2 separate regions of the Mus musculus genome follow, and region 1 is linked to region 2. A link is a contact called in ENCODE POLR2A ChIA-PET data. All regions are on one chromosome and are shown on one strand. Each heading gives the region's core, a stretch centred on a gene start or an enhancer-like site at or near the end of the contact. The rest is flanking DNA. Distances are from core to core; before and after follow the strand shown.

What was found. ChIA-PET counts read pairs that join two places held with the same protein, here RNA polymerase II (POLR2A).
Region 1: POLR2A ChIA-PET joins it to region 2 with 22 read pairs in embryonic stem cell. The contact joins the promoter of Rpl10 here to the promoter of Renbp in region 2. POLR2A ChIA-PET finds 5 or more read pairs at or near these places in 3 of 5 experiments (Patski and embryonic stem cell).

What each region holds. Positions count from the first base shown.
Region 1 is chrX:74,268,772-74,272,404 of GRCm38, reverse strand. It overlaps Rpl10 (ribosomal protein L10), which reads right to left and starts at 1,589. Exons shown (of 7, transcript NM_052835.3): 1 at 1,531-1,589; 2 at 1,381-1,426; 3 at 687-745; 4 at 498-605; 5 at 88-226. The coding sequence starts at 1,403.
Region 2 is chrX:73,929,300-73,932,962 of GRCm38, reverse strand. Renbp (renin binding protein) reads left to right here and starts at 2,113. Exons shown (of 11, transcript NM_023132.3): 1 at 2,113-2,249; 2 at 2,446-2,555; 3 at 2,701-2,776; 4 at 2,883-2,958; 5 at 3,110-3,282; 6 at 3,623-3,663. The coding sequence starts at 2,220.

The DNA of each region.
Region 1 (3,633 bases), core at 340-2,839, 340 kb before region 2:
TCAGATATGCCTGGTGTACATTAAGTTCCCGGACAGCCAGGGATACAGAGAAACCCTGTCTCAAAACCAAATAAAACACCAGCTTACCTGTCAGCCCCAGCACAGGACAACATCTTGTTGATACGGATGACATGGAAAGGGTGGAGCCTCACTCGGATATGAAAGCCATCCTTGCCACAACTCTTTACCATGTATTTGTTGGCACAAATACGGGCAGCCTCCAGTGCTGAATGGGGAAATAACAGCAGTGAAACAGGGTGTCAGGACATTGAATAAATTATAATATATAATCCACAAGTACACAAGAAATGCCAATTAACACACCGGGCATGGTGGTCCATGCCTTTAATCCCAGCACTTGGGAGGTGGATTTCTGAGTTTGAGGCCAGCCTGGTCTACAAAGTGAGTTCCAGGACAGCCAAGGCTACAGAGAAACCGTCTCGAAAAACCAAAAAAAAAAAAAAAAAGAGCCAATTAACAAATGGGAGCTGTCTCACCTTCAGAAGAGAGTTGCTCATATTCATCTGACACCATATGGCCACAAAGTGGGAATTCATCAACTTTTGCTTTCTTCCGTCCCAAATCAAAGATTCGGATCTTAGCATCTGAAAAACACGTGGTTTAAAGTTCTCGAGAAGTGGGGAATAGACAAACACCGATCCAGTTCGAAGTTTGTCACTACTTACCAGGGACACCACGGCAGAAACGAGACTTTGGGTATGGCTTGTTCTTACAATACCGGTAACTATAGAAGGAAGGAAACTCAGGTGTGATTAATGGTGACAACAGGACTAAACCAGCTCTGAATCCAGTTTCCATTCAGGGTAACTGATTCTAAGGCAACTTGTTGTTAAACAATTACACAAATTATAAAACAGAAAAAGAATCATGCACTAGCATCACCCTCTAACCAGAGTTGGGTGAGATATCACAATTTTCCTAGCATGTGACAGAAGACCCGCCTTAGCCACGTTAAGAGAATATGGCGTCCTCTTCAGGACACGCGTTTAGGCGGCGCCTACGGACTGGTCAGCCCTTGGTGTCCTGTTAAAAACCACAAAGCTCAAGGCCGGAAATAAAAGACGGACGCAAAAGTGACCAAGAAGGCCTGGTAGGCGTTGTAAAAAGGCTCATTTGCGACGCAGAGGATTGGATGCACACGGACATGCTAGTTCTACCCAAGCGCTTTAGTATTGGGTAACGCCACCCACAGCCTCAAAATAAAGGTCCCAGTAAAGTATTAAAGAAAACCCGAAGTCAGTCTTTACTTCAGGGTCTCTAAGTGGCAGAGAGTCCACCCATAAAAAAAAAGTCTTTCGAAAGAAATGCATTTTTCCCTCAGTTTTCACAGTAGGAAGATTGCATGGGTTCAGCACTCACCACCGGGCGGGGCGGCGGCCCATGATGACAATAGGATCGTCGGTGGCTGTAATGAAACAGTCAAAGAATACAGACACAGAATAAGTGTAAAAAAAATCCCAAAGAAAAATTACGAGACCATCGTAAAAAACCGTGACCGAACTCACTCACCGCGCCAGAGGAAAAGAGACGCTCCCACGCCTGCTCACGCCTTATATAGGCGGCCTATCTTCCACTGTAACAACCATAGAGTTACAGCCAGGGGGTGGTGTCGACGCTCTATCAGACGCTAAGATCATAGATGCAGCGCTGCTCTGCGCATGTGTACCAGGCGGGACCGAACGAAGCACAGAGCTTATTGGTGACTGGATACCGGAATAGGGAACTGCATGCTGGCGAATGGGATTTCGACACATAGGCAAGAGAAACCAGCTTCCGCCTGGCCATATTGGGCGGAGAGCCATTGACAGGTTTTGCTATTACGTATGATTGCCAATATTCTAAGACTTGAAAAGGGGAGTCTTTCTCAGTGGAACTGGACCGTCACGGAGGTGTTCCTTTGCTTACAGGGCTCTAGAGTGCTGGTTCAGGCCTTCCTCAAGGCTACAGGAAATGGCGCGAACGTTCCATGGTAGGGACTCCGAAGTTCCTTTGTCACCCGGGAGGTTGGAGACCCACCCACAAAGCTGACGTCTAAGAGCCAACAAAGAGCACCATGATAGGTGCTTGATTGCTTTCAGGAGACCAATTAAAATCTCCCTTAGAGGAAAAAAATCTCCGTTAGGCGCTCACTGTCCTCCTCGCTAGTTGGGCCCGCCCCACTCTAATTCTCAGGAAAAGACGTGTTCTTAGGGAGACTGGAGACTGGGCAAAGACGATGGCGATATCATTACTTCCTACTAGCCCCAGGAGGGTCGCGGTGCTGTGGGCCACGCCCTAGTAGGAGAGTCGGAGTTCCTTTGCCCCAGATTCCGAGAGAAAAACTAGGTGTAGCACACCTCTTCTTTTCACTATGAAGAATTCAAAATGTACATCTGGGTGTGTCTAGAAGGATTGGCAGCTAACCACTAACTACTCTCCCATATAAGGTTACAATCTAGGGAGGCACCAGAACGGGAACACTGTTCTGATCTAGGAGCACGTGTCTGAGCATCATCAGTCACTCAGACTCTATGAATTTGTGCCTCTTGTGTCACTTAGGGAGACATGATAGGAACAAAAGTATAGGGACCAAGGGCCTTCCCTCCCAACATCCCATGGTGCCGCTCCCTGGTTACATGTGCCCAGCTTGTTCCAGCACATTTAAGATTCCCAGCCACAAACCAGAGCTACTAGATTGCTTCTGCCAAATAGCTTCCCTGTGACACTTATCCAGTTCCTGGAGGCTTCACAAATTGATATCTATCCTCTGAAAACAGTTCTGTCCTGCCAGTCCTCTCCACCTGATTGGTATTTGTGCAGTTGTGGAGGTGGCTGTTTCTTTAGCTGGAGAGAGATAAATGAGAATAGTCTATATATTTTGACCACCTTTTCTTATCTTTCTTTTTGGTTTTTCAAGACAGGGTTTCTCCATTTTGCAAATGTACCACATTTTTCTTCATTTTGTTTGTTTGTTTGTTGAGAAAGGGTTTCTCTGTGTAGTCTTGACTGTCCTGGAACTCTGTAGACCAGGCTGGCCTGGAACTCAGAAATCCGACTGCCTCTGCCTCCCAAGTGCTGGGATTAAAGGTGTGTGCCACCACGCCCGGCTTTGACCACCTTTTCAATTAAACATTTATTTCTTCAGACAGGATCTGAGTGTGTCAGCCCCGGTGACCTGAAACTCACTTATGTAGATCAGGATGGCCTTCAGCAAACAGAGATCCACATACCTATGTGTGCAGATCTAAGACCTGTGCCACCACAGCCAGCCATGCATTTATATTCGTATGAGTGTTTTGCATGCAAGCATGCAAGTGTACAGCATACATTTCTGAAGCTGGCAGAAGCCAGAAGAGGGTGTCAGATCCCCTAGAACCGGAGTTACTGACAGTTGTGAGCCTCCCTGTGGGTACTAGGAATCAATCTCAGATCCTCTGCAAGAACTAGTTCTCTTACAGCTAACCCATCTCTTCAGCCCTTACATGTATTTACTTTATGTGTATAAATGTTTGAAACTGCATGGCCCTGCTTTGTAAGTCTTGATCCCCAGGAGCACAGTCTCCCAGGCCTTCCCTGTATGAGGATGTTTGTACTACATGAGATATGCTTTCAGCCAGTGTACAGGGCAGAGTG
Region 2 (3,663 bases), core at 864-3,363:
AGGATGGGCAAGTAAAGAGTATACTGCTCTTGCAAAGGACCAGAGTTCAGTCCTCAAGCTTCTTCATTGAGCAGCTCCAGGAGGATTCAATGCCTCTGGCCTCCATGGACAACCCACCCACACAGACACATGCGTACATGCATATAATTAATATAATTAAAAATATTTTAAAGGAATATATCAGAAGTGCTTTGGTGCAGCTTGAAGCTGGATGTGATGCAACACACTTGTAGTCCCAGCCCTGAGAGGTGAACGCAAAGGAGCAGGAGTTCAAAACCATTCTTGGTTAATAGAGTTCAAGGTATCCTGTGATACATGAGACCCTATTGCAAACAAACTAGCAAACTGAGCTCCTGGGGAGAAAGGCATCATAGCTTTGCATCACCCTATTCCCATGAGACTCAGGGCCAGGGAACCACCCATTCTATCATACCAATGCTCTTAACTTGGCTGAGCTTGAAAGGGATGATATGTGTGTAAGAGAAGCTGGGAGACAATGAAGATGGATAAATACAGCTTAAATAACAGCATGCAAGCTTTCCTGGATACAGAGCCAAGGTCCCTGGGCATGACCTAGGCTAAGGGTAAAGATGAACAGAGCAGCTTCAGCAGATACTTAACAGACACTGAGATCAGGCTTATTCCTAAACACCATAAAGATGAAGTGTTTCAGGATGAAAGAGCCATTCTACAACCTGCAGAGCCACCCAGTAGCCATAACCTGGAAAGTAGCAGTCATTGCGAAATGAGTCAACACACAGCTGGGAAGGGGCAGGTAGCACAAGAACATAACCATATCTAGAAACTGAATTCTTTTTACTGACCAACTCCCAAAGCAGCATTGATGAGTCAGGAAGTCTAGTTACTTTACACTCCTGGGTTGCAGTCCATCATTAAGAACATGTTCAAGGAACTGGAGTGATGACTCAGCAGTTAAGTGCACTGTCTGTTCTTCCAGAGGCCCCAGGTTCCATTTCCAGAACCCACGTGGAGACTCACAACCAGCTGTAAGTCCAGGTCCAGAGGATCCAATACCCTCTTTTGGCCTCTAAGGATACTGCATGCATGTGGTGCACAGACATACATAGAGGCAAAAGCAAAAGCAAACAAAAAATAAACCACCACCACCAACAACAACAACAAAACACTGAAACATAAAATAAAATGACAAAAGAAAATGCAGGCAGTGGTGGCTCACGCCTTTAATCCCAGCACTTGGGAGGCAGAGGCAGGCAGATTTCTGAGTTCGAGGCCAGCCTGGTCCCCAGAGTGAGTTCCAGGACAGCCAGGGCTACACAGAGAAACCCTGTCTCGAAAAAACAAACAAACAAATAAAAAAAGACAAAAGAAGGGCTGGTGAGATGGCTCAGTGGGTAAGAGCACCAGACTGCTCTTCTGAAGGTCCGAAGTTCAAATCCCAGCAACCACATGGTGGCTCACAACCATCCGTAATGAGATCTGACGCCCTCTTCTGGAGTGTCTGAAGACAGCTACAGTGTACTTACATATAATAAATAATAAATAAATCTTAAAAAATGTTTTAAAAAAAAGACAAAAGAAAATCAGAACAAGTACCTCTGGCATTCTGGTTGAAATTCTCACTCCACAGAATTCTGCTGAGCAATGAGGGTGCCCAGTGGGTAGCAAGAATGGGGAACAGATTAACCAGCCTGTCACAGAGCCAACCTATACTGTGTACCTAGGAGGAAGGGCCAGAGAGCTGGAGGATGCCCACTCTACTCTGCATGGTTATCACCTGTTTTTCCAGAATCATCCTTGGGGGTGAAGTATCCAGCAACTGGCAACCAGGGCTAATGGTTGTAAATTACTGGACTCAGACAGCTGAAGCTAAAGGAAAGGGCTTGCCGACAATATGGGGTCACAGGGTCTCAGGATTCAGTCATTCCAGGGGCACCCTAACTTCACAATCTGTTGAGATCACCAGCCTCAGCTGCCAGGCCCAGATTCAGTCTCCTACCTACTCCCTCCTCATAAGGCCAGACTTCCTCACCCAGTTCCCACCAGGGGGATCTAGAGCTTGACTGCTCAGTCCAGGCCTAGAAGAGCAGAAGGCGGGGTTTGAAACCCCGCCCTTCGTCCCGCCCCCAACTCGGGGCCCTTCGGAACTCTGAAGAGGATCAGGTGGGTGGGACACTGCTCGGTCAGCTGAGTGATAGTCACGGGATCGCGACCAAGTCTGAATTCCTGGAGGAAAGCAGATGATGGACCTAGGACTCCTAATGTTACAGGTATGTGGTAGTGGATGGTTCCAACTAATGGTGGGGTCAGAAGCCCATTGAAGAGGTGGGAGTACTGTATCCTTGGCTCGAGGCCCTGTGGTGGTGGGGTGGAATCAAGTAGCTCTGGGGCCTACTCGAGTTGGTTCAGGAAGTCCCTGTGAAGGAAGAGCTGTGCTTCCCTGCTCTGCCCTGATTCACTTCACAGGACATGGAGAAGGAACGGGAGACACTGCAGGTCTGGAAGAAGCGTGTGGAACAAGAGCTTGATCGTGTGATCGCTTTCTGGATGGAGCATTCCCATGACCAGGAACACGGGTTAGCTATCCTGCCATGATCCTCCTAGGGCCCCCCTCCCCCTATCTCACTTGGAGGTGACACACAGATCTACTGACCTGAGGAGAGTAGTGAAGCTATGGAGAACGGCTCTTTCCTTCACTTTCTGACAACACTTGTCTCACAGGGGCTTCTTCACATGTCTTGGCCGTGATGGGAAGGTATATGATCACCTCAAATATGTTTGGCTGCAGGGGAGGCAGGTCAGTTTGCACACTTAAGGTGTTCACACAACAATAGGGTATACCCAGGGATACTTAGGATTCCCTCCACCCCAGCTACTCCTCTCTAAACTGTGTTCCCTCACAGGTATGGATGTATTGTCGCTTATACCGCAGTTTTGAGCGCTTCCGCCGTGTTGAGCTTCTGGATGCAGCAAGAGCAGGTCCCCTCTCCTAGCCCTATCTCCCCAGGGGCTTCAGTGGGTTATGTATTCAATGTATCTAAAGGGCTCTAGAAGAGGAAAGGGACTGGCAGGTTCCAAGAGGCAGTATATTCAGAGTCCTTACCTACCATGCATACTTTCCAACCACCAGGTGGTGAATTTTTGCTGCGTTATGCCCGGGTGGCACCACCTGGCAAGAAATGTGCTTTTGTGCTGACTCGGGATGGCCGGCCAGTGAAGGTGCAGCGGACCATTTTCAGCGAGTGCTTCTACACCATGGCCATGAATGAACTGTGGAAAGTAACGGGGGAAGTGCGTTATCAGGTATGTAGGAGCCTGTAGGGGATCACAGGCTGTTGGACATGAGTGTACTCTAATGACAGGCCTGGGAACCTGCCACAAGACCCATTTACTCGTTTCCTACCATTTTGTGACCACATGTTTCCTCAGCGCTCTCTAACCCTAACCCTAAAGGGACCCTGGGCAAACAGTGCCCTGTGTCCAGGTAGAAAAGGTTTTCGCTTTCTTCACTGGGCCCTTCTGCCTGAGAGTGACCTGAATCCCAGAGTCCCCGAAAATAGTATTGGGAGAAGAAGCTGAGCCCTGAGTCCTTGGGGGAAGAAGTATGTGCTGGGACAGGGCAGCCTCTCTGGTCTCCTCACAGAGTGAAGCCATAGAGATGATGGATCAGATCATCCACTGGGT